Linked DNA regions of Mus musculus: region 1 is linked to region 2. The links are chromatin loops, found by intact Hi-C in ENCODE. Cell type or tissue: heart. All regions are shown on one strand. Each heading gives the region's core, and the rest is flanking DNA. Links, peaks and the distances in the headings are about the cores only. Region 1 holds the start of Entpd1 (ectonucleoside triphosphate diphosphohydrolase 1). Region 2 holds the start of Tctn3 (tectonic family member 3).

Evidence for each region. A loop is a pair of places that touch in the nucleus more often than their neighbours do. Peaks named below come from ENCODE experiments on the same cell type or tissue, not always from the same donor. Only the 100,000 strongest peaks of a DNase experiment are listed, where the experiment ranks them.
Region 1: a loop joins it to region 2, with 2.2 times the contacts of the local background. A loop is called at or near these places in 5 of 42 quality-filtered maps.

The regions. Positions count from the first base shown.
Region 1 is chr19:40,653,324-40,669,653 of GRCm38, reverse strand. It overlaps Entpd1 (ectonucleoside triphosphate diphosphohydrolase 1), which reads right to left and starts at 9,884. Exons shown (of 10, transcript NM_009848.4): 1 at 9,754-9,884. The coding sequence starts at 9,769. In heart, for the core only: no CTCF peak of the experiment used is centred there; DNase peaks (open chromatin) are centred at 8,323, 8,833, 9,383 and 9,923; H3K4me3 peaks cover 2,451 bases; H3K27ac peaks cover 1,741 bases.
Region 2 is chr19:40,604,774-40,621,103 of GRCm38, reverse strand. It overlaps Tctn3 (tectonic family member 3), which reads left to right and starts at 8,873. Exons shown (of 14, transcript NM_026260.3): 1 at 8,873-9,179; 2 at 9,330-9,453; 3 at 9,692-9,810; 4 at 11,772-11,902; 5 at 12,094-12,202; 6 at 12,297-12,412; 7 at 12,849-12,884; 8 at 13,398-13,478; 9 at 13,701-13,826; 10 at 14,771-14,878; 11 at 15,307-15,401; 12 at 15,645-15,798. The coding sequence starts at 8,960. It also overlaps a transcript of Entpd1 not described here and the pseudogene Gm16027. In heart, for the core only: a CTCF peak has its summit at 8,687 (motif pointing left); a DNase peak (open chromatin) is centred at 8,773; H3K4me3 peaks cover 1,397 bases; H3K27ac peaks cover 1,030 bases; H3K27me3 peaks cover 333 bases.

The sequences.
Region 1 (16,330 bases), core at 5,194-13,193, 47 kb before region 2:
GTACTGATGGCCACTGTGGATGATAACTATGCTTCCAGTACTGATGTTGACAACATGCACAGATTAAACATTTATAAAATAGAAGGACACAGGAAGCAGGTGCTCTTAAGTCCTATCTCCCCATTAACATCAAAGTTGCTCACTTGTGCTTCAATACAGAGATACAATTAAATGCAGCGTGCATTTCTTTTCAGAGTCCCACAGATTTAAAAGTGAGATATCTATCATCCACATGTTTGAAGCTGTATACATGACGATGAATAAGCAAAGGTTGTGTCAAAAGAGAACGGAAGGTAAAAACAAGTATAGACTACATCGATTCTTCCACCAAAACCACAGTGAACATTAACTTCAAAGGCCAATGGTTTAAATGTGGAATAGATGCACTGGAAATAAAGATGGACAGTGTATATGAACAAAAGACTCACAGAGACCTGCCTGCCTCTGCCTGAGAAGCACTGAGGCTCATAGTTTGTGCCTGGCTCCAATTATACTTACAAAGACATCAAAATGAAGGGAGAAACTTCACCATAAATTTGACAAAAGGAACCTAAAGCCTGTGGTCTGAAAACAATAAACTGTTACTAGAGAACGTTAAGGATGCCAATAAAAATAAGAGCTACCACCTGTTCATGGATAAGAGGCCGTATGATTCATTTGTCTCTTTACATTGTAGTACTAGAGGCTGCCTTGAGCTTAGAGGACCTCTACCACTGAGCTGCAGCCCCAGTCTTTGATGACAGCCTTCTCCATATACATGTGTGCTCAGCACAATCCTTACCGCACTCTCAAGCAGCTGCTTCGCAGAAATTAACAAGATGGGCCTAACATTCCTTTGAAAATTCAGGGGACACATAAGAGCGAAATGATCTTGAGAAGGAAAAGCCAAGCTGGAGAACTCAGACATCTGAGTGTGAAGTTCCCTAGAAAGGTACAGTGACGAGGACCGACCGGAGCAAAAGCAGGATGAGAGCAGGAAAGCTCAGTGGTCAGGACTGAGACTCCAGAAACAGACTCTCGTGTGTTCTCAGCCATGCCGAGACAATTCACCGAGGCGAACAGCAATCCTCTCAACAAACAACGCCGAGGCCACTGGATAGTCCAGAAGAAGTTGTGGAGAGGGGAAGAGAAAGTCAGAAAGGATTGGAAACCTACATATAGGGATAAAAACCATTAAAAATAATGCTGAAGAAAATATGGGAGACTGGAGAGATGTCTCAGCAGTTGAGGACACTTGCTGCTCTCTCAGGGGATTCAGTTTGACTCCCAGCACACACATGGCAGGTCACAATCATCTGCAACTCTAGTTCCAGGGGATCCAATGACCTTTTCTGGCCTCCTTGTACACTGCATGCATGTGGTACACAGATATGCAGGCAAAACAAACACACAACATAAAATAAATAAATTCACGGGCATAAATGACTTCATGGCTTTGGATTAGGTGCCGAGTTCCTAGATATGACATCAAAACATCAAAAACATAAGATGCTAAGAAAATATGAGCTGGATATTGTTAAGATGTAAAACTTTTGTGCAGCAAAAGATTTTTTTTTAAAAAATGAAAAGATAACCAGAATATAGAAGAATTTTAAAAGTCATATATTTGAACAAAAGGAGCATATAAAGAATCATTGCAATTCAATAATTAAAAAGCCAAACTTTTAAAAACTGGCAAAAAAAAAAATCCAAATGAGCTTTTCTCCAAAGAAGATGCACAGCTGCCCAGAGATCTCATGAGAATAGCATCAACCGCTAGAAACAAGACCCGAAGCACACAGACACAACTCCGCCTCTTAGGAAGGAAGGCTCTAACCCATGACAGACAATAACAAGTACTGACGACAACGGTGCAGAGACACTAGAAATCACACTCTGGGATGTAAAATAGCACACCTACTTTGGTAAATAGTCTCTCTGTGCCTCAAGTGAGTAGACATAGACACTACTGAACAATTCCACGCCAGGTTTATCCCTATGGGAATGCAAGGTATTGTCTATACATAAGTTTGTTCAAACACATTCAAAGTGCCATCCTACAGGACAAAAAAAAAAAAAAAAAAAAAAAAAACCCAGGATGTGAAACAGCCTGCAAATCAATTGAGTGATGGACAGATAGCTAACATGTGATCCAACATGGACTGGAATAGACAAGACATAGCTGGAATAGGCAGAGCTACTATAAACACTAGACCATGTGAGCCCAGGGCTTGGAAGAGGGTGAGGGTTGGGGAATAGATAGGAAATGGGAGTGATTACTAATGGGTACAGAGGGCTTGGAATGATAAAACGTATTAAAACTGATTGTGACACTCATCCACAATAGTGTAAATACACTAGCACCAACTGAATCGTAGATCTCAAATGCATGAGTCATATGGTATGTAAACCATCTCTCCAAATAACGAGACCAACGCCCAGGATTTGAGTCTGAACGGCACACTTTCCAACTGAGAGGCAGTAGCTAAGTAGCTTACTGCCCTCATCGCTCAAATATCAGTAAAATTGCCAAATTAAATAGCACCAATCTCTGGTTGTGTTTCAAAACTAAATTAGCATCTGTAAAATGATTAGAACAGTTTGTGACCCAAATCCATCTGTATGGTACCTAAAGCGATTTCATACCAATTTATTAAATATTTGCCATATTAGAGTCCTAATAATGGCTGCTATCACAAATTAGCACAATTTATTCTCTCCAAGTACTTGGAGTCTGGGCACAGGGAGCTAGCTCAGTAGGTAAGAGTGCTTGCTGCATAAAGCCTGGGAACCTAAGTTCAAATCCCCAGCACCCACGTAAAAAGCCAGGTATCGCTGAGAATGCCTGTCTTGAGCAACAGGGACAGGTGGATACTGAGAGCTGACTAGCCAGCCAATCAGCAAGCTTCTGGCTCATCCAGAGACCCCACCTTAATGTATAAGGTTGACCATTTTTAAGGAAGACATCAACATGAATTTTGGGACTCCACCTACATGTGGAACATAAACACATACACAGTGAATACCCATACACTGTAATTTCACTTGGGAGAAAAATATAATTACAGATGAAGTACAACCTAATTTAAAAGATTAAACTGATTTAACTGATTAAATTGATTAAACTGATCAATTTTATATTTTAAAAGTAACATATCCATAAGGAACAGATTCCACAAAACTATTGCAAGTACTGCAGAAAGCTAAATCTCTTTAGTGATGGATCACAGAAATCAAACTAAAAACATAAAATGCAAATTAGTAATAAATGAGCAAAGAATGTGGACATTATGTGAAAGCCTAAGCATACCGTGTGAAAAGCGCCATAAAGATTCCTAGAAACTGAAGGATTACTAAGATTTTTAAGGTGGATGTAATTATTATTTTAACCAGTCACTAACGCCATCAAGGATGTTGGAAACAGGAAGCGGCCATGGCTCAAAGGGCTCACACCTTGGGAACCAACTTGGCCTTGGGAGGGCAACTTAGCAATGGCAACCGAGAGCTTCAGAAAATGTTCACAGGTTTTAAACAGAACTCCTACTTCTGGGATTCCATTCTCATGGGGCACAACCCTACTTAAGGAAGTACTTCCTGCGCTGATGTTTATTGAGGGTGTTGCAAAAGACGGAAATTGTTAAATCAGCTACGTAACTGTCAAATGTGTGCTAACTGAGGCTGTGCTACCAAATGGAAAATACTTGTGAATCACACCCTCACTAAAAGCCAGAGCTATCACGAACTTTGAGGCAGTACCAAGTAAAGGTGAGATGAAAGGGGTGGCCCAGCCAGCTTTCTCAAGTGTGGCCTCTCCTCATCCTAACAGGGTACATGGAGTTCTCCCGGCATGCAATGTGGCACGGGTATCAGTGTAAGAACTGGGCAACCATACTCTGTATGCGGCCAAAAGAAACATCTCTGAAATCATTCCTTGAATTTCCACCACGAAAAATAATTCCTTACATTCCTTCACATCTTTTACTTTCTTGTATTCTACTTCAAAGGCATTAGTCTAAACCTGCCCCCCCCCGCCCCCATTTTGTTTTGAAATGTCATTGTTACTTACTGTATCCTTTTTTTTTTTTTTTTTTTTTTTTTTTTTTTTTGGTTTTCCGAGACAAGGTTTCTCTGTGTATCCCTGGCTGTCCTGGAACTCACTTTGTAGACCAGGCTGGCCTCGAACTCAGAAATCCGCCTGCCTCTGCCTCACGAGTGCTGGGATTAAAGGCGTGCACCACCACGCCCGGCTTTTACTGTCTCCTTTTATAAAGAATTTTGTTGCCAGGCTTGGTGACACATGCCTATAATTTCAACACCAGGAGGCTGAGGCAGAAAGATCGCAAGCCTTGTCTGGAGGTCAGGGTGTGTGTGTGTGTGGTGATTTTTATCTAGGTCAAACATTTCTTACATAAAAATGTTTTTAAGGAGGCAAAGGCAGGTGGATTTCTGAGTCGAGGCCAGCCTGGTCTACAGAGTGAGTTCCAGGACAACCAGGGCTACACAGAGAAACACTGTCTCAAAAAACCAAAACAACAACAACAACAAAACGTTTTTAAGTCAATGGAAACACCTCTTTGTGTTGGTCAGATTCTCCACTTTGGTCTCTAAGCACTTTGATAATACAGGACAGAAAGTCCGGGTTGTGTGCTGCTCAGACAACCTCTTGCACAGCTTCATTTCTCCAAACCTAAGGGGCCTCAGCACTCCTCTCTGAACCCACTGTCCGATCTTTGCAGCTAGGATCGTTTCCACCCTGTGTGTGCAGTGCAGGCATAGGGTGGGCCTGGCTTGCTGTGGCCAAGCTCAGAGCTCTGAGTTCCGGGAACCCGCAGGCCCCCTGACACTCCTAGATCGAGCACAGGTTTCCACAGGCGGCCACACATGAGCTTCCAGCCCTGCTCAAGCTGAAAGGGGAGAATGAGAGAAGCTTGGGGGACTTAGGAACTCTGGGGAAACAGAGAAAGTTGAAAACGGGCTGGAGAGATGGCTGAGCTCTTAGGAGCTGTTCTTGGAGAGGATCTGAGTTCCACTCCCAGCACCTGTGTCAGTGGCTCACACCCACCTGGACTTTCAGCTCCAGGGGATCCAATGCCTCTGGCATCTATAGGCATCTATGCTCACGTGCACACACCTACACAAACACACACGTAATCATCCTTAGATGTAATAAATCTTTTTCAAAGTGAAAATATTGAAGAACCCTAACAGAAGGGCTTTCTGTTCTGCAGTGAGTTGTGTGCTGAAGGTACACACTTGGTCCTAGATCATGGCAAACTAGAGGCTGGAAACTCAGGTTGTAGGGAATGAATTTTTCTTTGCCTATAAGTGAATCAGGCTTCCTGTTATTCAGCAATGGCATAGTGAATTACATGGCAGCTCAGAGAGGGTATGATCTACTGGTACCAAAATAAACAGACTAAGACATGCACGGCCTTGTAGCACTGCCAGTCAGGGTGGTGGTGGCGTCCAATCACCACTCGGCCCGTGGAAGAACTGCAGGACCTCAGCTTTACCCCAGCGCTTCTGAAGGAGACTCTGAAAATTAAGATCTTCAATGATGCTTGTGTCTAAAGTCTGAGAAACGCAGTCCCAGAAATATACACACAGAGAGAGACACACTTACAAGCATGCACACACAGACAAAGACACACACACACATGCACATACACGTGACGTAAACAAAGCTCATGCCTTCCCTCTTTTCTCTGTCAAATCATCAAAATGTCTGATGAGTCTTCACCACAAGGGCTACTCTTGGTTTTGGACTTTCCCCCAAATATTTGAAGGAATAAGCTCTACATAATTCTCCACAGGCCTTGTCATCACCCTATACAGGCTGAGCCAGCCAGCACACCTGAATTAAACACTCATTCCTTGGTCACGACTACTGATGACAGAGCAGAGAAGCAACCGGAACACCTCGTGGGGAGAGAAAGACTCTGTAAAGGTGCTTTAGCCAATGAGAAGCAATACAAACTCATGCTGCCAGATACAGCTCAGCACTTACTCTATTACTATGCAGAGAAGTCAAGGTTAAGGAAATCATTTAACGCGCAGCTGGTCATTCTGTAAATGTGTATTTAATTGCATGATTGGTAATCCCAAACCCATGGTCAAGACTCTAGTCTGCAATTCTGCCTTTAAATCTACCGGATGAGATGCAGATAGATCCTGCTCAGAGCCGTGGAGAGGAGTTTTTCACCCTTCAGTCCGGGCTGCAGCTTTAGCAAGAAATGTTCCTCTGGCGCTGTTGTCTGGGGAAGGGAGGGGCTTTCTGTGGGCACTGCAATTCACTTATCTTTCTAAGTCCAGCTGAAAGCAGCCCACTCTTTGAGTTGTGTTCCTCGTGGCACTCACGGTCTTTGGACTGACCTAGTGGCTCTCAGGAGGAAGGACTCGTTTGTTAGTTCAAGCTTTGCAGACTGACCACATAGTCAAAAATGTCCCCTCTGCCTCTTACCAGTTGTGTGACTTTGACTAAGCAACTTCCTCCTGTTACTGTGACATGCATAAATCAATACCAAAGAGTTGCTGTGAAGATTATATGAGACAACATATAGGAGCCATTATAACATCTGGCACATAATAATCAATGTTAGCTATTATTAGCACTTGACAGAATCTGGCTTCTATTAGAATTGGTTTCATATGTCTCCTTTCCCTACTATATCATGTGCAAACTGTTTATATCCCAAGGAGCTGGCGTAGGTACTTACAACTGGCAGACAAACAATATTTGTCAAATTGCTTTGAAGGTATGCCAGGGAGAGGAAGGGGGTGGTGCTGGGAACAAACAATGTACATTATGATTTTACCCAGGGCCAGACTCTGCAGAGTTTGATTTTCTTTTGTTACTATAACACGATGCTTCAGACAGCAAAATTTCTATAAAGTGGGACTTAGAGAGATGCTATTTATCAAAAGACATGTTGTGTTCAGAGACAGCAAAGGTATGCTAGGACACATCTAAAAATATCCAGTTTGGTCCCTGCCTGAGCGGAGACTAGGGGTTGAAGTCCATCCAGGACTGTATGGGACAAACCGGTGTCTTAGCATGAAGTCACATCAATTAAGACCATCAACCTAGGGTCTTGAGAGATGGCTCAGCAGTTAAGAGCATGGGCTATTCTTCCAGACTTCTTGAGTTCAATTCCCAGCAACCATATGGTGGTTCACAACCATCTGTAATGGGATTTGACTCCTTCTTCTGGTGTGTCAGAACACACACACACACACACACACTGTAACTCTTTCTTTTAAAAAAAAAAGACCATCAACCTAGAGAGGGGCATTTCATTTTTCAGAGTATCTACTGAGAAAGATGTGGACTGCTTAGGAGCTGTCTGCATCCAAGTGAGGGAAGCTCTACGACTAATTCAAAGGCTCCTTGTAAGCCCTCCGACTCTTGAATGAACATCAACTACAATAATAACCGATCTTTAGACACTGTTTGAGTGCCCACTAAGGAGCTCAAGGTTCTTGTGGCTGACAGGAACTTTCTGGACTTGGGCAAAGGCCTAAGAAGCACCCTTTAGACAGAGCACAGCATCGCCTCTGAGATAGTGTCAACCTCAAGGACTTATCCTTGTGGCTTAGGAGCTGATTCATCATAAGGACATCAGAGAACATTACAGACCTTATGTGGTGAAAACTGCTAGTCCAACTCGGGGCCACGGACTTGTCTTGTGGCTTTTACTGAATCAATAACCTAGCTCAGTATTCTTCCCCAGTGACTTCCGAAGCTGGTTCGTGAGTACCCAGCCACCTTCTGCCCTCTGTCATGACAGAGGCCTCTTTCCCACCACTCTGCCTGCCTGGACAAAGTGGCTATTCTTTTTAAGACTTAAAAAAAAAAAAAAAAAGGTGCACTTGAGCACTTGATATCATACATCCAAAGTTGAATCCAAAAATTAGCATTGTGGGCTAAAAAGTGTCATAGAGTGAAGGAAAATGAGCGTGATGAACACCACTTTAAAACTGGTTGAGGTGGCCAAGGCAGGTCCTGAGCTAGGCCAAAGGATGGGAGAAGGCTTAACAGGGAGAGCAATATTCAAGAAAAATCTAGGAGTAAGAGCAGTAGTCTGTATTTATTGAGCACACAGTCTACATTAGTTACAGGTATTATTCTCTCCATTTCACAGGTGAGAAAGCTGAGGCTCACAGAAAAAAAAAACAGAAAGAAAGAAAGAGAGAGAGAGAGAGAGAGAGAGATGGAGCTGAACTCAAACAGAGGTGGGCTGACTCCAGGATAAAGAAGAAAAAAAGGTGAGCTAGGCCTCCAAGATGGAGGAAAGTGCCTTGCTGCTGACTGAGCAGGAGGAAAGACCAGGTCCCTGGGGAACTGAAAGTAGCTTGGTGAGTACTAGCTGGGGGGTGGGGACACATGTTCAGAAGAGAAACCAGAAGTAGAAGAACTCTAGTTAGATGTAAGACTTTTTGACACCTAGACAGACGTTTGATTCATAGGCTCTAACCCCTCCAAGCCTCAGACCCTCTCTTTCGTAAAAGACCATACAGAATAACAATGTCTGCCTCTCTCCCAGAAGGAATGACCATTAACACCAACTGAGATTGGTGGTGTAGACTTCACGAAAAAATACAAGTTCCTGCATAGACTAGATTTCATCTCCTCCCCACGAGCTTCAGAGACCCACAAGTCTAGCATCCAGTGGTCCAAGCTTCCGTCTTCCTAAGTAGCCTTGCCTGCGTCTACAGTTGCCACTTCCTAATTACAGGATCCCAAGGTGAGTTCTGCTCTTAGTTCCAGCACTGAATCCTCCAGGAAGTGGAGGTGATAGGGACAACACTTACCTTATATGGCTGATGAGAGGGAAGCTGAGCGGCACGTATGGGGAAAGGAGCACAGGTCCCAGCACACAGTAAATAAAACCTTAGGAAGCCCACACAGCTTTGGTCTGCTCTACGTGGGAAGAAATCTGTTTGCTAGTTCTCTAGTCCCTCTGCATCCTACGTGATAGAAATCTGTGAGCCTGTGAGAAGCTGGCGGTGCGATGAAGTAGGTTCGCGACCCTACATTCCCCCTTTGTTCCTGGCTCCCAAGGACTGGCAAGCAGCTAGCTCTCGGTCCTGGCAGAAAATGCCCAAAAGAGGTAAAAGGCAGAGACTGCACACCATTTGTGCAAACCAGTCTGCCCTTGCAGTTTCGTAGGCAAAAATCTAACATGGTCAGTTCGATCTGACCTGCTCTTTTAAGAGAACTCTTCCTTTCTTCCCTCCACCCCTTTCTCCCTCTCAGGGACAAGCACACTCCCCCACACAGCTTACAGCATTTTTACAACACGCACTCTGGGGTCCTGTTGTGACAGCCTCTTGCCACATTAACTTGCCTGTCCAACTCCCAGCAGAGAAGGAGCGAGAGTCTTTGCTAATGTCCCAGCAGGAAATTCGAACAAAACAAATCTACACGCAGAACCCAACATCTGCAAGCCAGGGACCCAAACCGACACTAGATGACTCCAGACCGTAGATGAAGCAGCTGCCTCTTTAGGTACAGAGGACTGGAAAAACAGTCACTTGCCGCTTAAAAAAACCACATCTGCATACCAATTAATTATGAATATTCATCGACTTCAGCCTACTCCAGGGCACTACAACCCTGAGCTCTGTCTGTTTCCCAAAGCTTTTTCTGCCTCGCTCAGGAGACAGGGAGAGTTCATTCAGGCTCTTTGCCTTTGGTTCTTTCAAGTACTCTCTTTGGGTCTGGGCTTTTTTTTTCCCCCTGAAGGGTTTGGATCAAATCAGTTCTGGTCTTACCCTTTATATCTTCCATAAGGGGCAGCTTTTTGTTTCCTTCCTCTTCCCTCGTCTGTCTTGGGTGTTTTTTGTTTTTGCTGTCTCTGCTTGCTGTGGTGGCTTTCTGCGAGAGAGGTACTCACGGTTCAGAGATATAACAGACCCTAGGGCTTGTGGGAGGGGCTAAATTAGCCAGCCCGGTTTCGGAAGGAACCTCAAGCCCGATGTCTTTTTCATTGACTAGAAATACAGATTGGGAGAGGAGCCGGCCAGCTCATTTCCCCTAGTTACTCGAAAGCTCACCGGGTTGTAATTTCTTTTTTCTAGGCTTGACGTAGTATGTGTTCAAAACTCACTCTCTCCTTCCCCTTCCTTCCTCTTTTCCTCCGTTATAGATCTCTCACCCCCTCTGTTACAGAAAATCTACTTTTATCCCTTGAAAAAGACATTTCTACTACTACCAAAAAAAAAAAAAAAAAAAAAAAAGAAGAAAAGAAAAGAAAAGAGAAAGAAAAAAGAGGAAAAAGCTCCAAGCCTTGCAACTATAATGTTGGTAGCCTTGAGACTCAACACCTGTGAGAGGAAGAGCTGCTCTTCCTACCACATAGAGCTGACCCCTTCCCAGTCCCTGATGAGCAATCACTCCTCAGTCTCATTGGAGAAGAATGCAGGCACTGGGGGAAGCTGCAGGCAAAGCCACACAGTTGTCCGGAAAGCCTTATGGGACCACTGAGCAAATTGCTCACTGGGTACCTCTTGCCAGCTGTGAAATGACAAACGTCATCCACTTTTCTCCAGCTTTGACTTCCTACCTCCAAAGCCCTAGGTACAGGGGTAGCCACGCCCAGGCTTCCGTAAGGTGACCCAAATGCAGGTGAAGTGTGAACTTGTTTTGAAATGAAGAGGTCTGAAGTGTGGGCTGGCCCTCAGGGAGGACGGTGTAAGTCCTCAGATCCCAAAGCCACTTGGACAGCTTCTCCTTAAAAAGCTGCTTGTAATCTTAGTTGTGAGGTTTGAAAGAGACCTGCGGAGTCCCATCAACCCAAGATGACAGCAAGAAAAACGAAGCCACCTGCCCCTATTTGCATGCTACAAGGCATGGAGACGACCCCTCCTGTTTACCACCTCACTTCCAACGACAGATTCTTCCACAGTGCTCACACACAGTACTCAGTAAACCCCAAGTGAGTTCATGAATGAACAGCCAGCCACATTGCCCGACTATAGATCCAGCCTTCTGATTCCTAGTTCATGGAGGTTTTGTCGTTATTTGTTTGTTTGTTTTTCTGTATTTCCTTTATAGCAGAGAATTCGTGTCTGGAGCTAATTTTACCGTTAGACATAGTTCTTCCCCAAATCATTTATTTAGTGACCACTTAAGGTTGCTTTGAAGGAAATGTGTTCTCTGCTACACTTTCGTGTATTTGTAAAGGGGCGGGGCTCAGTTTTCAGTTTAGATGTCTGCTCCCTTGCACAATGCAGTGCCTGCCACACAGAACGTGCTCAGTGAATTCTGGATACTTTGATAAATCAGAACTATATAGCAAGACTTTCTGTATCTTACTTAATGGTGCATAACTATAGGAGTTTGCATTTAGAAGAATAATTAATCACACTAAATGAAAACTCTAATAAATGCCTTCTCTAGAACCAGTTTAAACTGCATTTCTAATCATGAATATTGGTTTGATATTGTCCTATGATAATAACATTGTTTTAAGTGACATAATGAGATATTTGCAAATATCAGCAATCTTTGTGGCTTTGTGACTGCATGTGTGCTCTATAAAAAATATGAAGTTCAGGCCTGGAGAGATGGCTCAGTGCTTGTGGAGCCTGGTAGCCTGAATCCAATCTTCAGAATCCTTGGTAGATGGAAGGAGAGGACAGACTCCCACCAGCTGTCCTGTGACCTCGATACATGCTCCCCAAATACACATACCCTTCTCCCACCCTCCCACACATAATTTGTTTTTAAAAACTGAAGGTCATCTGAATTGAATACATAGTAATAGAAGCAGCCTTTCATAACAAACTAACTCATCCTACACAAATCTCCTGACAGGAGTTAATGGTTCTGATGGTGGAGTGCTGTGTGCTGTTTAATCCTATTGCTCTGTATGCACAGCTCCTTGGTATCAGAAAAGCATTATAGTTGAGCACGTCTTATCTCCCAGTCACATGACAATAGTTTACATAAGAGGTGGCAAGGATACAAGAGCCTGTTTAAAGGTCTGAAAATTGCTTTAAATTTCAATTTTATTTCTGGACCAAAAAAGTCCATTATTATAATTGTATTGTTGCCTTTTTCCAATAGAAAGTAAGAAAGTTACTCAAGAAAGTTGCTAGAGCTAAATATACCTGTCCTTCTTTTACCGATGAAATGTATTTTTAACGTAAGTTCCTTAGAAAAAAAAACCGTTTCATTTTTCCTACACCTTCAATCTCCTACATTATGTCAGTTCCTCCCTTAGCATCTAAAGTAGTTAAGTTTCTCTGCTGGAAGATAAATCCTGGTACAAAGCAAGCACAGAGGATTCAGTTCTGCAAGACGAGAATGTTCTGGAGAATGCTCAATAATGCAAATGTCCTCAACAAGGCTGAACGATAGCCGAAGATGGTTAATACTGTCAACTCTATGCTGTCTACATTTTTCCCACAATTTTGGTTGGTTCTGTTTTTTGTTTTTATTTCTATTTTAAAAAAGAAAAAAAACCAAATACGCCACCAGCCTGTGCCTCTTGTCTTTCTCACAGATCATGACTTTGCCTTCCCTGAGTCTCTCGTAATTGACACATTCTTGTGAACCAAGGCTCCTGGAAGGAGGCTATGTCTCCAAAGACTGCTTGACCTGTAGAAACTGCAAGCTGGAATGTAACAGGTCCAGAGGCTAACTACATTAGTGTGAGCTAGCTTTTAGCTTCCTGAAGAGCCATCCCTTGCCCGCCTGTGTGTCAGAACTAACTACCTGTGAGGAACAGATTAAAAACCTTTTGAAATCTATCAATTTAGCAGACACTAACTTCTACCAACCCTAAAACTAAGAATGTCATCAAATAGCATTTGGGGCCTACAGAAAGGCCTCCCTCCTTGCTCTAACCACTTCTCTCATGTCATCACCAATGTATTTTAAACTTGTCTTGACTTAGGACTTTTGTTTTGCTCTGTAAAACTATAACTGCCCACATCTTACTGGTGACCAAATATTACTGTTCTATTCCTTGCCATTCTCAAATCTGCCTCCTCTCCATTTCTGCAACCTCTGCCATTGTGCTTGCCTCTCATCTTTGCCTGAACAACTGCAACATGGTGTCCCAGTATCCCAGGTCAGGGAGAAAAGAAGTTAGAAGCCTTTTAATGTGTAAGTAAATACAATTCATGTTCAGTTACCCTGCTTGAAAAGGATGTCTGTTCTCTCTGAACCTCCTTAAAATAACGAGTCCAAGAACCCATGCAAATGGTTTGGGCAACATGACCATAAGTCACAGTTTCAGCAGCTGTCTGTTTCGGGGACAGGATCGGGAGAGTGTCACAACCCGCCATGTACAGTGCCCAGAATCAGTTTCAACCAAGTACTTGTGGTGACTGTAAACTGCCCACAAGTCTCTAAAGCCCAGCTAGAGGGTGCCTTCATCCAAGAATGCAATCCGGATCATCTCTGTGTGCTGGGTGCTTTGGAGTTGCCCCTCCAAGATACCCTCCCTGCTTCCACATGCTGTCTGCATCAAAAGGTTGGTTCCTTAGCTCCTCTGACCTCCTGGACTACCTGATGTTAGCTGTGCTTCTTGCTTAAGATTTCTGCCTCTCTCAAAGCTCCTGGTGTGGGGAGCGGGTGTGGCGGCAGTCCCAAAGGCGCCAGGGACTGCAGCTAAGTCATATGACTTGCACCTGACTTCCTCATATAAGACACAAACATCTTGAGTGCTGCGCAGGTGTACCAGGATACAGGTGAATCCAGTTTGATGGAGATTTGCCCCTGCTGCCCTGATTAGCTGAAGCTGCATGCCTGGTGAGGTGGCGTGGCCTGCTGTGCGTGGATGGGAACTGAGAGTATAAGAGAGTGAGAGGCCCAGGGTTCAAGAGAGATATAAAAACAAGGGAGATATAAACAGGGGAGATATAAAAACAAGGGAGATATAAACAGGGGAGATATAAAAACAGGGGAGATATAAAAACAAGGGAGATATAAAAACAAGGGAGATATAAAAACAAGGGAGATATAAACAAGGGAGATATAAACAAGGGAGATATATGGAGAAAGAAGAAACAGGACTGAATAAATGTGTGCAGAAGGATCCTGTAGCAGCGTCGTTCTTCCTGGCCAGTTGAACGCGCGCAAGATCCTGGCTTTATTTAACCTGTTCCCTCCAAGACTTAGTAACTGTTCCTTTCCTTGATCCTGTGGCCCTACAACTGGTTGTGTCCACCTCCTTCTCTGTTCCAGCTTAATGACATGTGACTTTCATTTATTTTAAGATAGTCATATTTCATCTAAACTTTACTTAATGTATATCATCTGCTTCACTTTAGGCACAGGCTAATACAGTCTATACAACATCTCACCCCTATAAAACTCTGTTCAACAGCATGCCCGAGTAAGTGAGTAAGGCTACTGTTTTTCCAATGGCCAATCCCTTCTATGCAGTAATAATGATGATTAAATAAATAAAATGTATCGCATGAATTTTAGATCCCTATTAACTCATTTATCATCCTAATAACCTAGTGATTTAACCTTATTAGTATTTTCACTTTATAGACTATGAGCCAGGACCTCACAAAGATTACCTACCTTTAAAAAAACAAACTTACTTCATGTATGTGAGTACATATGTGAGTTGCTGTCTTCAGAACACCAGAAGAGGGCATCGGACCCCATTACAGATGGTTGTGAGCCACCACGTGACTGCTGGGAATTGAACTCAGGACCTCTAGAAGAACAGTCAGTTCTCCTAACCACTGAGCCACCTCTCTAGCCCCAAGATTAAGTACCCTGATGAAGCTAGTATGTGGTAGAGCTGGTATTTGAACCTAGGTAAATAGGAGTTCGGGACCTTTGTGTTTCCTATAATGCCACATGCTTCAGCCTTGTTCCCTGGCCACCTTTCATTAGTACCCACAGGTCTGGGGCTGTCAATCTTATTTCCGTTATTCTCCACACCACCGCACAGATGGCCTTTCTGCAATGTGTATCTTGATAATGTTATTCCTGCGTTTAAGGATCCTCGTGCCTTTATAATCTATAGGTAAAATTCCCATTCTTCTATGCGATAGCTCTGGGCCTGCTCTACCTCTGTCTCCTTGCTTTCTGCCACAGGGGCAGAAACAAAAACACCGTGCTCACCCTATCAAATGCTACCATGGTACCATGCTGCTTTATAATCTCATTTGTATCTCAGCCCATAAACTTTAGAGTCATTTTTCAATCTCCTTTCTTCACGCTGCACGTCTAATCCTTCAGCCAGTGCTGTGGTTTCCTCCTTCAAGACATATCCAGAACCTGATCTCATTGCCTCTTCAGCTGCTGTACTTATCCAGAGCATACCAGTTGTCAGCTGAATCGTAATAGCCTCTTCATCAGTCTCCTGCTTTCTGCTTAGTCAGTGAAGTCTCTGACAAAGCATCAACAATACCAACATAAAACAAAGGATTCTATCACTCCCTTGCTGGAAATTCTGCCATGGTTCCACCTCATGATAAGAAGAACAAAACTCCCACCAGGTCCCTCGTGGCCTTTGCTCCATTTCTGTTGTTCTAATTTACTGTATTCTGGCTCCTTCTGGTCCAGCCTCAGGGATGTGCTCTGCTCTTCCTCTTGTCTTGAATGCTATCTTCACAAATATCCATGGGCTCCTTCCTGCATGCCTGCATGTTCTCACGGAAGTACTGCCTTCTATTTGCTGATGTGGGAGAACCACAACTCTCATCCCAGAGGGAACAAGAGATAGTTTATTTCTTGAGCCATTTTAGTGACCATGGTTCAGGAACACAGATTTAGGTTGCCCCAAATTCCATCCTCCAGCATAAAAGTAATATTATGACGTTTATAGTTCTACGGAACAAAGAAAGTCATAAGTCAAGACAAGTTTAAAATACATTTGTGGGTACATCAGAGAGATAGATACAGCAAGATGGGGGAGCCTTTTCTATAGGCTCAAGATGCTATCTAATGGCATTCTTAGCTTTTGGGTTGGTGGAAGCTAGTGTCTGCTAAGTTAATGGATTCAAAGGGTTTATTTTAATCTATTTGTCACTGGTTGTTAGTTCTGACACACAGTGGGTGAGGACTGGCTATCGAGAGAGCTAAAGCTAGCCCAGGATAAGGTAACTAGCTCTGGGCCCATATCATCCCAACAGCTCTGCTTCATTGTAGTTTAAAGTCAATCAGCCTTTGTAGATGCAGCCTCTTTAAAGATTCCTCCTTTGTAGCTCCTAAGACCAAGACAGTGATCTTCACTATTATTCCCCACTAAAATAAACCAGACTCCTTGGGAAAATAGCTGAGCCCAAGCCTAAGGAAGGACGCAGATGAGAACGTGAGTCTGAAGCATTTCGTTACACCAGAAAGCAGGGCTGGCATCCAAAACTGCTAGGATCA
Region 2 (16,330 bases), core at 3,754-11,753:
TACAGCGACCACTACATACTTCCTCTGCTATCACTGTGGGGCAGGAGGAGAAAGGACTTCCTACAGTTTCTTCCTGGCCTTCTTAGAGACCGGTGGGGGTCCTAGGCAAAAAGGCTGCAATGTATGGGGACTACAATAACACTGACCACCCCCAAGTGCTTCACATTCTCAAGATAAGATACCTTGAGTTACCCCACAAACTCTTTAAGTTTCTAGTTTAAATATGCTTAAATAAATCTTTATAAAGAGTATATATAAGTAGTTAAAATAAATCTAAAGTAATCATAAAATTTGGTCTTTAGAATGTTTTTTAAGATTTATCTTTATTTTATATGTACATGTATGTGCATGTATGTATGTTTCATGTATGTGTGTAGGTGCCCACAGAGGCCAGAAGAGGGCATTAGATCCCATGGAGTCTGTGAGCTGAGCTGCCTAATGTTAGAGCTAGACACTGGACTCAGGTCCTCTGCCACAGCAGTATGTGCTCTTAACCACTGAGCCATCTCTCCAAGCCCAGTTATTTTCTTTTAGTTATTGAAATATTTGGTATTTTTTGTAAATGCTGTTAAACAAAAACCTAGACTGGTGACTTAATAATATAAAATCAAAATTTTTTGTTTTTTTGTTTTGTTTTTTTCGAGACAGGGTTTCTCTGTATAGCCCTGGCTGTCCTGGAATTCGCTCTATAGACCAGGCTGGCCTTGAACTCAGAAATCTGCCTGCCTCTGCCTCCCAAGTGCTGGGATTAAAGGTGTGTGCCACCACTGCCCAGAGATTTTTGAAGTTCTTAAGTGACTTTTGGAACTTGGTCATATTTGGAGTCTTTTAAAGCTTGGTTCACTCCTACACTGTAATAAATCAAAGTAAACTAACATACACAGTTATTGTATAACTCCTATGTTGTACTGCCATATGTACTGTTCAAAATACAAAACACATGCCTCTTCATAAAACCTTATAAAATTAAAAGGACAATATGCTATAGAAATTACCTCATAGATGTTCTTAAATTTTAAACTATGCTATAAGTAAATTTTGTTTCAGGCTTGTATTGTTACCATATAACGGCCATAGTGGTATTGACATTGGTGGAATGCATATGTTTAACATGGAAAGGAAAAAAAAAAAACACCTGATAGCTAAGATGCTTTCTAAATCAAGGAGGCACCCACCATGAAAAGGACAGAGACTGCAGCCTAAGGGAGCAACTCTCTTTTATTGATTCATAGCTAATCTGTATTCCCAGATGTGTGCCTTCCCAGCCTGTACACTATGACCCAGCCAGTCTGCCGTGTGAGGTCATCTGAGACCATCCAGTCCTGCCAAGCCAGCCCAGCCCAGAAGGCTGGGACCAAGAAGTCACAAGAATGGTTTGTTGTTCAACTCAACTAACTTTCATGTGATTTGTTGTACATCAGAAGCAAGCCCAATTCCCCATGTTATATGAAACACCCGTGGCATGATGTACTGGACACCTGCAAATGGGAAATACAACCTTTTAACAGAAACTGGGTCATAGTCCCCTCTTTCTCAATTTAAGAACACAGGAGGGAAAAATCCCACAAAATCTCATTCCAATACCCCAAATTGGGACAAATTGGAATTTACCTAGCTTGATCTAATGGCAAAGACAATAAAACTGCAGAAACAATCAGGGCTGGTGCTCACTGAAGACCAGAAACCATCGCTTTAGGTCGAGTCTAATACACATGTGTGGCCTTAATGCAAATATACAAAGTTATTTTAACTGTATTGCAAGAATATGTAAAGTGGCTAATGGCTGGGGTCATGGAAAAGCAAGGAGCTGAAGCTGTGTATAGAGGCGCACACCTGCATTCCTGGAGTGCAAGAGGCTGAAGCAGGAGGACTGAAGTTCAAGGCCATCCTGGGGTATTTAATGAGACAGGCTCAAAAGAAAGGGAGATGAAGAAGAGGGAGGCAGGCAGGCTGAATTCCACTAGAGCGCCATTCAACTTTATCTTCAGGTAACATATAAACACCATGCATTGACTTACTTAGTCAACGCTTGTGAGCAGCTGCATTATTATTATTATTATTATTATTATTATTATTATTATTATTACATTTTGGATTTGAGACAGGGTATCCCTATGTAGTCCCAGCTGTCCTGGAGCTTGCTATGTAGACCAGGCTGGCCTCGAACTCACAGAGATCATCTTGCCTCTGACTCCACAGTGCTGGAATTAAAGGTACCACCCCACCCTACTGTGAACCATTTGTAAATAACCTAGATGATCAATTAAATCATGTCGATTATAAAATGAATGGCAGTTAAAACTGCATCAAGGGGAGGAGCAGGAGGAAGGTGGGTGGAACAATAGGAGGGACCTTTGAGCTCTGCCTTTTCCTTGGTGGCAGAAACATGAGGGCACAAATTCATTAAAACTGCCCAGAACTAGCCAGGCAATGATGACCCACACCTTTGCTCCAAGCACTCGGGAGGCGGAGGCGGTGGCAGGTGGATTTCTGAGTTCAAACCCAGTCTGTTCTACTGGGTGAGCTCCAAGGCAGACAGCTTACTCTACAGAGAGATTTCCAGAAAAGCCAGGGCTACACAGAGAAACCTTGACTCAAAATCCCCTAAACCCCAAAAACACCCCCCCCAAAAAAAGACAGAAAAAGCACACAGAATTACTGAAAACATACACTCATACAGTAAATTGAGGAAACTGATGACCAAGTCAGAATACAGCACTGAGCTTGCCCCGCTGACAACTCTCCTCAAACAAACCCATCATCCAGGCCTCTAGCAGCAGGACAGTTTCGCCTTGTTTTGGGTTTTCTTTAACTGAAGAAGGGGTCTGACTAAACGACATTATGACGTATACATTTTGCTGTTAATGAGATCACTGGTGCGATATAAACAGTGCTATATGATAAGTATTCTCACACTCTTTTGGCAAATACATATACATTTCAGTACATATGTGAAAGAATGTATTTTGTCATAGGGGCTGAATATGTTTGGCCAAATAGAAGACAGCAACAATCTACCCTACCGCCGGTAACAAGTGTGAAGCCACAATGTCAGCTTCTCATAGGCTAACACAGGAAGCTGACACAGCAGGGTCATCATGAGTTCAAGGCTAACCTGGGCTAGAAAACAAGACTTTGCTCAAAACAGAGGTGTGGGGAGGAGGGAAAAGGAGGAAATCTAGCAATTCCACATTCTCACTGAGACTTTGTATTAGCTGGGGCTTCTATCTTTTGCTCTCCTGTGGGGTATGGTATTTTATTATTGTCTTGATTCTGATTTCCCTGATTAATAATAGCATTGTTTCTCCTCCTTTGCTTATTAGTCACTTGGATGCTGTGGTCCACCACTGAGATGAAGAACCTGACACAATAGCTTTCAGGAAAGAAGTGGTATTCTGGCTCACCATTTTGGACGTTTTATCCCCCCCCCATGCTCAATTGGCCCCAGAGCCTTAGGACCTGTGTGAGGCAGAAGTCAGGAGAGAGCACGTGGCAAAAGAAAGGTACTCACCTCACCTCGTGGAAGCCAGGAAATTTCCTCCTACCATGGCCCACTTCTAGAAGGTTCTATTATCTCACAACAGCACCATAGGCCCATCCTCTGAGACACTTCAGATCCAAATTATAGTAGATATACTCTTTCATAAAGACCTTAGTCAAATCTTGGCCAATTCTCCTGGGTTCTTCATATAGTTTAGGTAAAAATCCTTATTTCACATATATACATTCATAATTATAAAGCCTATGATCATTGACCGCACCTTTTCATGATCATCTTTCTTTTTTAATATCATCTTTTTATTGTTAAGCCAATAAAATCAAAATTAAAAACAAAACGTAACAGGGTAAGTCTTAAGAAAACTACTAAGGAGCATCGAAGGAAGGGAAAGTGGAGCCAGATGCAGGGCAATTGTAAATTAATGAACACAGAGAGAGGAGTGAGAGGAAGGACAGAGAGAGGGAGAACAGTGAGAGGGAGGATAGAGAGAGGGAGGACAGCGAGAGGGATGAGTGAGAGGGAGGACAGAGAGAGGGAGAACAGTGAGAGGGAGGAGTAAGAGGGAGGACAGTGAGAGGGAGGACAGAGAGAGGGAGGAGTAAGAGGGAGGAGTAAGAGGGAGGACAGAGAGGGAGGACAGTATGAGGAGGACAGAGAGAGGGAGGACAATGAGAGGGAGGACACAAAGGGAGGACAATGAGAGGGAAGACACAAAGGGAGGACAGAGAGAAAGAGGACAGTGAAAACGTGCAGAAGATACCAGCAAAGAGGATCTGTTTTTAATTCACTCTCACACAAGCACTTAGGTAAAGGAATAATGGGAAAACTTTTCTAAATTCCACGATGTGCTTAAGAGTCATCTTCTCCTTCCTCGGTCTCTCTTTCATCATCCTTGGTCAACTCCAGCTGGACACACACAAGCGTGTGCACATCCAGGCACGCGCGCACACACACCACCGCCTTCATCATCCAGCAGGCCACCTGCTCAGCACTCATATGCATCTGCCTTAGACTCCGTCTTCTCATCAGTTTTACGTTTTGGTGCAGAGATGCTGCTCTGCTCTTCTCCAGACCTTTCACTCTCCATCTCTCCCGTAAATGAGAAGGCTAAGTCTGCCAGGTTGCTTTTTTTCTTCTTCAGTTTTTCTCCAGGTTTTCCAGATGAGAATCCACTTTGTGTGTTTTATCTGGGTCAACTCCTTCTTAATGGCCCGAAGATCATCTTTCAACTCTCTGAGATCACAGGTGTCCAATCTTCAAATTGAATCCACTTTTGCCGCTTTGTGAGCAGTTTCCCAACATATACTACATTTAGAAGGCACCACAGCACAAGCAACAGAAGAAGTGATGCATGCTGGGTAATTGCACATCCTGTCATAATTATTCCATTGGCGGTCACAGCCCAAGTCAAGCGAAGAACCGTACGTCCCTGCGGCAGAGCATTTCACACCTGTTTCCTTCAACTTACTTTTGGCTCTGCAGCCAGATTAATAGCTAAAACCTGGCCAGCAATCATTCTGTCATCCTCTCTGGCTACAGCATCTCTCTCATTAACACACTTGACAAAGGCAAAGCCCCTGTGCACAGAACAACCCAGATTTTTGCCTTTGAAAAGATTGCCTCTAAATCAGACTTCTTGACCATCAGAGTGTGGAAATTCCCAATGAATACAAGAGATTTTATAGCTCAAGGATCTGTCGCGTTGGTAAGGTTTCTCGTGAAGCCAAAACTGTAGCTGGAGATCAAAAATGTTTTCCACAAGAGGAAGGGGACGAGATTGCTCTCCTCCTGAGAGGCTCTATGATGGCAAAGCTACAGCAGGTGGGGGACTCACAGATCTCTGTGCTAATCCTCCAGGCAAGAATGAAGACCACCATCCAAAGGAAAACCAAAGAAGCAAGCTTTATTTACTGTGCATAGAAGTGACTCTCTAAAGCAGGGTTTGAGATACAGTCCTGGTTGGCTTCTCATGCCTCCTTTTATAGGGAAAAGATGTAACATAAGGATTTCGCACGCCAATCCTACAGAAGCAGAGAGCAGATTGGAGTATTTGACAGATCCTCTTGACAGAACAGCTCAAGGTTGCTTGTTATCTTATCACGGTAAGGTAGGTGCACGCCAAACTTGAATTCTGCAGCAAATAGAAACAACTTATTCAGACCTTCTAACAAAATGGCTTTATATCCTAAGATGGAATCAGGCTGATCCATCATCTGCTTTCTGTGTCTTCACGAAATTCTCTTATTGTGTTTTTCAAGTCCAAGGTGTGCCCATGTCTGCACATGAGTCTGAACGCCCAGCAGGCTTTCTGTGATGTTTGGTTTTACAATACAGTGAGGGAGTGATTGAGAAGAGTTCATCCCCAATGTGACAGTTGAACAAAAATTTGTCTAACTTCTTCCTACTTTCTGCTTGCTGGAACCTGTAACATAAAAATCTTCAGTTCTTCGGGGATCTAATAATAAAATCTGAAAGAGAATTTGAGGGGGGAAAAATGTGTTCCCATGTGCCAGGCAGATGCCAGTTTTAAGGTGGAGCCACGGCTTCCGGTGCATTCATATGACATCATCTTAGAAGCAGAGATTTCCGAACTGGATCATATGATTCCAGCAGCTGCCTGTGTTTCAGAAGAAAAGCATTCGGCATGTGGTTGAAAACATAGCAGACTGGATCAAGATGCAAGACTGGGAACACATCCTAACGCTCTTCTTTCCTCTTCTTCAGAGCTCCACAAATTACAGAAAAGTCAGATGGAGATATAAACTCGTGCCCCACTTCCAGTGCTGGGACAGATTATAGAACCTGTAGCATGGAGGGCAGGCAAGCATTCTGGCCCTGAGCTGACCCCAGCCCTTAAGTGTTGAAGCTTGAAGGAAAAATAACTTACACGTTGCTGAACTGTGTCTCCTTACCGGGCAACCCTGAGGTTATTTCAACCAGTCCAAGGTTACCAACAATCATCCGGGAATAATTCCAGAGTGGAAATTCAAACTCTAAACTTTGAGATCTAAAAGATTTTATGATCAGATATAAAACAAAGCTTATAAAGATAAGCACAAGCTGAAATAAGGTGATCTCCCAAGAACTAAATTAAAGGAGTTCAACAAACCAGTCTTCAGTGTATATTTTTGAATGTTCACACATGAACAAAGCTAGCATGACTTAAACAAGGGTATATATCAAATAAAGACAGATAAAACTGCTTACCAGGAGGGGGTAGGGGAAACTAGGAAAGGGGAAAACATTTGAAATGTAAATAAAGAAAATATCTAATAAAAAAGAAAGAAAGAAAACTGCTTACCTTACACAAACTATATTCTAGTAAATACATATAATTTGAGTAATATAATTTGCTCTAGGGCAATCTCACCCCCTCTTCTGTCCCTCACAGGCACCCCCACACATGAGACACACATAATTAACCACCCAATCACATACAAATGTTTGAGAGTATTTAGAGCATAGAGATATATTTAAGCTAAAAATTAAAAGGCATTATAAAAATTAAGATCGTGGGCTGGAGAGATGGCTCAGCGGTTAAGAGCACTGACTGTTCTTCCAGGGGTCCTGAGTTCAATTTCCAGATCTGTAATGGGATCTGATGCCCTCTTCTGGTGTGTCTGAGGAGAGAGAGACAGTGTACTCACATATATAAAATAAACGAATCTTAAAAAAAAAAAAATTAAGATCCTCTTGGAAAATACGGGCAATTTCAAGTGCCCCAAATCTTATCTGCCCAAAAAATTCATTGGAAAAGAGAGCCATCAGCCCAGGAGATTCATTGGAAAGAGAGACATCCAAAATCAGTTTTAAGGAGTGGACTGGAGTGGATTAGGTAACTCCTGGTAGATGTTATTTTATTCCCCCAAATAATTAAAATAACCCAAATGTTGGAATTGTGAGCACAGGGAGATAGCTGGCTGGATTTTGATCATACACAATCCAACTGCACATTGCAATGGCTATTAGTTACCTGAGGTTATTTAACCTTGAGTCACAATTTTAAAATTAAATATTTAACAGCTCAGGCATTGCATGCCTATCATGTGTGCCATAGCCATGCCTGCCTGTGTCTCAGATTAGTGCAAATACAGAATGTTTGTGCTATTAGGCATGCAGAAGGGCCACGCCACTCCTGAGAAGAGCAAGCACATACTAGAGAGTGTTTCAGAACTTAATGATAAAACCGTAAAAGAGCAATCAGCTAGCTTGCTTCTTGGTTCCTTGGCTATTTCCATCTCTGTATCTTTACTTTCTCCTCAGAAAATGTTTCTAAATTGTAACTTTCTCTAAGTCCTCATACTCTTCTCCATCCTGTTTTCTTGTCCTGAACCTCTTCCCTTACTACCCTTTCCAGCAACAAATATACAGATCACATTTATTGATATAATGCACTAACTAACACTTTTTAAAAAATAAAATAAAATTTAACTTGATAGAGTGTTTGGCAGGAGTGCATGAAGGTGGCCTATATGACTAAAATTCCAGACCCAGGAGGTTCAGAAATTCAGCCATCTTTGACCACATCTTGAGTTTGAGGGTCAGCCTGGGCTACATGAAACTGTGACTAGGCGACAGGGAGCGGGGAATAAAGAAACTCGTGGAGTTGAAATAAGCATTGTTTTATTATGCTTTTTAAAAAATACCATAGTAATTAAAGTGGAGACATTTTTAAATTTTATTTTAGATTTTATGCAGAGGAGTGTTTTGCCTGCTTGAGTCTTTGCACCTGCGGGTGTCAGATGGCGCCCACTGAGGCCAGAAGATGGCACAGGCAATGGATCTCCTGGAACTGGAGCAGCGGATGGTTGTGAGACACCTTGTGGGTTCTGGGAAGCGAACCCCAGTTCTTTGAAAAAAACAAAAACAAAAACAAATATTCTTAGAAGCTGAGCCATCTCTCATGCCATCATTGGGACTTTGTTCATTTGTCTTTGTTTTAGGGATCAGAGTCTCACTCAGTAGCCAGTTTGGCCTAAACTTTGTGATCAGGTACTCAGTTTCCCGGCACACGTAAGGGATGTGACTTTCTATGTTTTTCTCCTTGAGTTCATGGTGTTTCCAGAGAAAGGGCCTCTTACCTTGGTAAGATCTCAGTTTGTGCCTCTTGGTCTTCCTCTCAGTGATGACTTCATCCAATTCTTCCAGGTCCGTAAAGCGCGCCAACCCTCTGCCAGCTGCCATCTAGCGGCGGGATCAGGCAAAGACGCCTTCGCCCCCGAGGCTCCCAGCGGTTGCCAGGTAACGGGAACCACGCGCCGCTAAGGAGGAGAGCAGCATGAAGGACGCTCAGGGTCGTAACAACACGGCCTTCCATTGGCTGAAGAGCACCCGGCTCCCGCCTGAGCCAATGCGCAGACGGAAGCTGATGACGAAGTACGCGACTCTTCTTCCCAGGGCTCCTGGGACGTATCTGGAGACCCAGGCTCCTGTCGCACCGCTCTGCGGCCAGGCTGCCTTATGTGCACCCTGCAGCTGCACCTGCTGCTGCTGGTGGTCCTGATGCTTTCTGAGACCGCCCGACCGCAGCCCTCCTCCACAGCCCGGGCTTTCCCCACCTCCTGGGGCCTGGAGCCAGTGACGCCCGAAGTGCCAACCTCAGCTCCTCCGGATTCGTCTGAGAGTCCGACTCCCTGGACTCTATCGATGCCCGTGAACGCGACCACCGACCCCTTTCCAGGTGATGCGGCGGGATACGGGATGGAAATACTGACTTCTCAGATCTAAAATTGTGTAGACAAAATTGCCCTGCCACGTAGCTGGCACTGGGGCTGTCCGCGCGGGAAAACTTTGGGGGAGCTTCATCTCGCTTTTCTTCTTGTACTTACAGCTTTACCGATCTGTGTCTGTGACTTGACTCCGGGTACCTGCGATTTAAACTGCTGCTGTGACAAGGACTGCGATCTTCTCCATCCCAGAACAGTCTTTTCCTTCTGTCTTCCTGGTAGTGTAAGGTGAGCTGCGGTGCTCCTCCGGTGGAGGAGTAAGAGTGAGTTTCCTACCCGCTGTCTCCCGGTCGGATGTCCCCTTGGGCTTTCCTGGGAATGCTGAGCCATCCAGTAAAACAAAACCTGAGTGTTGCACCTCTGCCCAGAGACCCCTCTTATTGGCATCAGACATTGGTGGGGTAAGGCCCCCTTCCCTAGATGTACTCCATGTCTCTCTCTTAAGTATCTTCACCTTTCCTCACAGATCTTCAAGTTGGGTATGTGTGGACAACTCTCTTATGTTCAGGAGCAACTCCCCGTTCCCTTCCAGAGTTTTCACGGACTCCAGTGGAACGACACAGTTTTGTGTCCGTGTGAACAACTGTGAGTAGAAACGAGTTTGACAGCTCTTATCATTGAATGTTTATTGAGATGTGACTTTGTCTTTGGGATTCCCAGCTCTCTTATTTCTTTTAGATTCCCTGTCGCTCACCCCTCTTACCACTACCCTCTTACTTTTAGTTAATAAGAACATTAGTAATTTCATGAGACTCTACCACCTTTAAACTACTGCTCAGCACCTTTAGCCTGGCAATCTGCATTGATTTCTTTCTTTGTGTCCTTCTTTCTCTTTCTTTGTCCGAAAACTTTTCTCTCATGATTTTATTCTGCCCTTTTGTTTTGGACGAATTCATGTCCTTTGTCCTCAAGCTGTGCCTTAAATTTTTCCTAACTTTTATCTGCTTTCCCCCTTGACTCAAGTGGCCCTCTTTTCTCCATTCATTGCGAACATCTTAGCTCTTCTAAGAATCTTCTGTCATCTGCCCAAGTGAGCCCATCCTCAGAAGTTAGTTCTAAGACACTCGTTGTCCTAAGTCATTCCTTAAGAATTTGTAGAGTTCCTTGTATGATTGTCAGTTTATGTGAATATTATGATTTCCTCCAGATAAGCTGTCAGTGCCTTAAAAGGACAAACTGTGGGGCTAGAGAGATGGCTCAGCACTTAAGAGCACTCTCTGTTCTTCCAGAGGACCCAGGTTCAATTCCCAGCACCCACATGGCAGCTCACAACTGGCTGTAACTCCAGCTCCAGGGGATCTGTCATGCTCACACAGACATATTTAAGCAAAACACCAATACACATAAAATAAAAATAAATATATCATTTTTTAGAAAAGAGCAAACTGTATATTTATTCACAGTGGATAAAATGTCTTGATAATAATCACTGGCGGTGAAGGGTGTGCTATTCCTAAGAGGGCCTCTATAGCACTGTGGAGGGGGAAAACTGCAGACCAGCAAGTTGGGGGTTGGGGATCTGCTCCTAGTTTTGCTACCTTACTCTGAGGTCCTTGCAACTACCCTTGCCTCAGAGGATCCAAATTTCCTAAGGGGATGGATGAGATGGTCTGTAGGTTTTTCACGTCCACAGTTATATCAGAGTGTAACTACCTCTAAATTGTTGGCTGATGGTACAGTTGGTGGACACCAACAAGAATATTTATATACTTATATATGAAGTCACATATGAATAATATACTTGTGTATATGAATATAGCCTTAGCTTGTATGTCTGTATTCTGTTCTTATCACTACTTCAACCAATACACCTATACTGAAATGAGGGGGGCAAGTGGTCATCTGTGGGGCTAGAGAGATGGCTTGACCCCTGAGAGCACTGGCTGTTCTTCCAGAGGACCCAGGCTCAATTCCCAGCACCCACATGGCAGCTCACAACTGGCTGTGGCTCTCTCTTCCTGAGAAAAGCTATGAAAAGAGTCCATAGCTGTTGACTCTCTGAGCTCATCTTCCTTCTCCAGTTCACTTTAACTTTTGCATACAAAGGTGGCAGTAACTGATTTGATAGGCGGTAAAGAGCCTTTCTGGGCAGTTTCTGGAGGACGCTACAGAGCCGGAAGCCTCGGCTCCTGGAGATGCAGAGCAGGAAAGGTGGGGTGCACACCAGGCGGCAGCACACCCATCCATGCCCGAGCAGTACTTCGTTCTGTAAAAATTACACCTATTTCCTGGGGTTGGGATGTGGGTGGCATACACATGCATGTGACATGAATACATACTATAGCATGCTTGTGGAGATGGAAGGACAGCTTGTGAGAGTTAGCCCTCCTCTCCTTCCAGTATATAGGTCCCAGGGATAAGTTCGGGTTGTTGTCAGTCTTGGTGGCAATTGCCTTGACCAGCCGAACCATCTTAAGAGTTCTTTCTTAAACTCCGCTGTTCATTTGCGTGTGATAATGTGTGTTTGTTGTGCTTCGAAGATGTCAGGTACTTAAAAAAGAAATGCTTTTCATCTAACTCTCTGTTCTCTTAAAAAAAAAAATTAGCAAAAGCAAACTATTTCCAGAAGCTCCAAACAGTCAATGCAACCAACTTCCAGGCCCTGGCTGCAGAGTTCGGAGGCCAGTCCTTCCCTTCAATGCCACCAGAAACCCAGCCGCCAGTACTATTCTATAGGGTGAGCCTGGGGGAGGGGCTGGGATAGTCTGGCTTTCCTGACAGAGTACAGTTGGCCCTGTAACTCTGTAGTACCCTCCTAGGATGAGGTCAACCGTGCTCATCAGAACTACCTAGTTAACCTTTGTTTCTGCTTCCTTTCCCTGGGCTGTTGAGTCCAACCTCACAGCGAATGAATTCTGTTTTATTCAGGCTGGGGATCCCATCCTGACCTACTACCCGAGCTGGTCTGTGGTGAGCTTACTGAGGCAGCCTGCAGCGGTGGGAGCTGGGGGACTTTGTGCCGAGAGCAACCCTGCAGGTGGGTCCGGGGCAGGAGTGCACCGGCCTTTGGCTTTTTTTTGGAAATAGGCTTTCTCACTTACCAGTGCTGTCTTCCCTCTTTGTGTTATAAGGTTTCCTAGAGAGTAAAAGCACAACGTGTCCTCGTTTCTTCAGGGACCTGGCCAGTAGCTGCACCTCGGAGCCAGCCCTGGATGCTGCCTCTTACTATAACTTCAGAGTCTTGAAGGTAGGTCGTTCCTCTCTTCCCCACTCTCCGGACTCTCCTCACTCAAATCACTCAGCCTCACGGTGAAGTTCATGTGCCACCCACGGTTGTGTGCTGTAGAACAATCCCTGTGCTGGAGCTTAGATAAAACCTCTCACCATCCTGACTGATGGGTTTTCTTGAGAGTGAAGGAGCGATGGACGGTCCCCTGTTTTTTTTTCCCAAAGTTCTCGCTTTTTGAGCAAGCTCTGTCTGGGTTTGTGGCATTCAATCTAGTGTGGCATCCAGCTCTCCTCTGATATTTAGTGAGCGGAGAGTCAGGTGATAGATCAGAAGCCACTCCAGTGTTCCCATCTTCCCCTACCAAAGTCTGTTTGGGGTCATATGAAGTGGAAAGTCCTGGTGACTTTATGAAAGGCATACACACCCTCATGCTATCATTCCTCATCTGTCCTAGGTTCCAAGAGGTGTGACTGATCTTCAGAATATGAAGGTATGATGCTGTTTATCAGGAAAAACAATACCTGGCTGCTATCTGTCTGAGGCCGTTCCATTCTGAGTTGTAATAACGGGGGAGAATATAGCTATTTTATACCACAGTCAAATGTGGCTCTAGAAATAGCTTCACGTGAAGTAAAGATTAGTGAGATGTTTAGAAAACACCTGTGTTAAACCAAGCTAAATGCTGCGTTTAGAATGGGTGTCTTTAAGTCTTTCCATACAATAGCAGGCATACGAATGTCTAAGAGGGAAATACAGGTTCTTTACGTCTGATTGGCTGCGGCCCTTGCTTCACCTCTGATAGAACCAGTGTACTGAGATGTGCTGACTCAGCATGATCTGAGTTTAAGTTGTCTGGCAGTGGAAGGAGAGAAAACTGGGATGGTTCAGGAGAAAGCAAACCATTCATTTTAGCTCAATGCAGAGCTGGAGTGCATTTCTCCTCTCACTACAAGAGAAAGGCTATTTTTCCATCTCGGTTGATAATGCTTCTCTCTCTTATCAGTTCCAGGTTCCTGTGACGCTTGCCTCACAAGCCAGCCCTCCTCTGTTGGCTGGAAACACATGTCAGAATATCGTTTCCCAGGTACGGAAACTCAAATTCTCCTCCTAAGAGCTGCATTTGGTCTGTTTTACGTGCGATTGCAATATCAAGCCGTCTTTATCCTTACACGCTATTGTTTTGGGTCTGTTCTGATTGTTAGGTAAGCCTCAGGCTTGCAGTTAAAACACAGACTGGAGAGTCTTCTGTGCTAAACACAGCAAGCCCACGCTATTTTGGTTAATGGATGCTCCTTTTGTTTTTCAGGTCGTCTACGAGATAGAGACCAATGGGACCTTTGGGATCCAGAAAGTCTCTGTCAGCTTCCGACAGACCAACCTGACTGTCAAGCCAGGGGTCTCCTTACAGCAAGACTTCATCGTTCACTTCAGGGTCAGCAGCCTTCCCTCTGAGAGAGTTCAGAGGCTGAGTCCCAGAAATAGCACTTTGCAGAGCCAGTATCCACACTGTCTGTCTGTCTGTCTTTCTGAGTACCTTCTCTTTCTCCTATAAAATTATCTTTAATAAAATCTCACACTCTACTTCATAGAAAAGCAATAATCTGTTTCTGTAATGTGTGCGAAACAGAATCCAAATATTAAGGCCTGCTTTGGTCTTAATTGAAGTCTCGACATTTACTATTTTAGCTAGAGTGGCAGATACTCAGTACGCGTGCATCATTAACATTTACTCTGATGCTCTGTTTGGACCCAACCAAAACACTACTGAACTTGTTAAAGCTGCTCACTGTGCTCAGTCAGCAAGCAGCACATAGGAATTCTCTTCCTCTGCTTCTTCACTTTGGAACATTAATAACTGTATTTCCCCGAGACCTCTGGTTTATGGTCTTCATTACTGTCATCTGTCTGCCTTTCTTCTGCCTCTCCTTTAAAACCAAGAGCATTCTCTCCAAGTCTGTGACCAGCCAGGTTCTGTGTCACCTCATTAAAATTCAATTCATATTTAGATTCCTCTGGATTCGGCCAGGCCGCACGCACATTGCACGAAGTCAATGTCTGAGAAATAGTGTCAAGGGATCCTTAGTGGGTCCCTGGCTTCAACCCTTGGCAGAATTAGCATGTAGTGAATTTCAGCATTCAGACTGCTCGGGATCAGGGGAGAGCACTTGCCTAGCATACGCAAGACCCTAAGTTTAACCCTCAGCACTCCCCAAGACAAAACAACAAGCAGATCAGAGGGAAGAGGGAGGGGTGGAGATTACGCTGCGGTGTGGTGAAGGGAGGCTTCTCCATGCAGCTCACAGATTGCCTGTTAGGGAAGGCAGGCGTCCAGTGGGGAAGTGAGTGTACACAGTAACTGTCTTCTCCCTTCTGCAGGCATTTCAACAGAGAAAGGCCGCTGCTCCTGCTGCTCCGAGAAGTGGGAATCCTGGCTACCTCACTGGGAAGCCACTCTTAGTGCTAACTGGTGACACAAGTCACTCGGTATCCTTTTGGGGGCGGGGTAGACTATTGCAGCCTGACAAGAATGGTTGCTGACCTTCCTGGTTTTCCATTTTTCAAGGTTCTGATGGGCTTGGGTAGCATGTTCTGTACCTAAGTATATTACGTACGTTCTTAAAGGTTGATGCGGCCAAGGGCTTTATACCTCACACAACTATTGGTGGAAATTACACCAATGTTTGCTTATTTTAGTGTGATATTCGTATGCTTATATATGGTTAATGGGTTTTTAGAAAGACAGTCGTTGTCTAGTTTTTTAACTACTAGAAAAAATGTGTGAGTGAGCCTGTGTGAGTGAGCCGTCAGTATATTAGTAAAATACAAACAGTGCTTAGGGGTCCGAGAAAGCCCAGCCCTGCCCGCTTCCTATGTCTGTCTCAGTCGCCTTGACCATCACTCTTGCATCTCAGATGACCCTGTTGCAGAGCGAGGGTAATGGGCTTTGCTCTGCTAAGAGACACGCAGTACAGTTTGGAGTGAACGCAGTATCTGGGTGCCAGTTAAGGTAATTATTTGCCTCAGAGCACCTCCCACCATTTTGTTTCTGTTTCTAGGGCCTATGTAGAAGTAGTAACTGTTTACTACTTCAAATAACACTTTAGAAGAAGATAGTCTTTGTGTCTATGGAGCACCTGCTAAGGTTACTTCCTCTGGTCTGTATTATGATATTAATTTCATGTTCGAATACTAACATGGCATTGCCACCATGCTGGTGTTGGGCTCCAGCCTCTACGGTGTTGACTTTCAGACCCAGAGAGGTGAACTGCAGCCACTTGCAGGAGGAGGTTTATCAGACTCTGCACGGAAGGCCCAGACCGGAGCACGTTGCCGTCTTTGGCAACGCTGACCCAGCCCAGAGAGGAGGGTGGACCAGGATCCTCAGCAGAGACTGCAGCGTTTCAGTAAGGAAGGAAGCCACCACTGCCTGGTGGCTCGTTTTCCATCTTTGCAATTATGCCTAGCAAGACAAAAACCAGTCTTGAGTCTATCTGTGTTTATCACACACATCAAGAAGAATGTAAGAAAGTATACCACTTCGTGGTCCGTATTTCTGGTTACACCTCTGTCTAATCTGCTTTCCTTACTTTAAAATAAACCTGAAGATAATCTAGAACAGTTCTCAACCCATGGTTCATGACCCCTTTGGGGTTCACGCAACCCTTTCAGTAGGGTCACCTCAGACCATGAGAAAACACAGATATTTACATTACAATTCATAACAGTAGCAAAATTACAGTTATGAAGTAGCAAGAAAAATAATTTTGTGGTTTGGGGTGGGTGGTGATAACATGAGGAACTGTGCTAATAGGTTTCAGCATTAGGAAGGCTGAGAGCTACTGATGGTACCTTATAGTTCAAAGCCAGGCCGTATGCTTCAAATATTCTCTCATATTCTTTTTTTCATTACATTTATCATGAAAGTGCATATGTGAG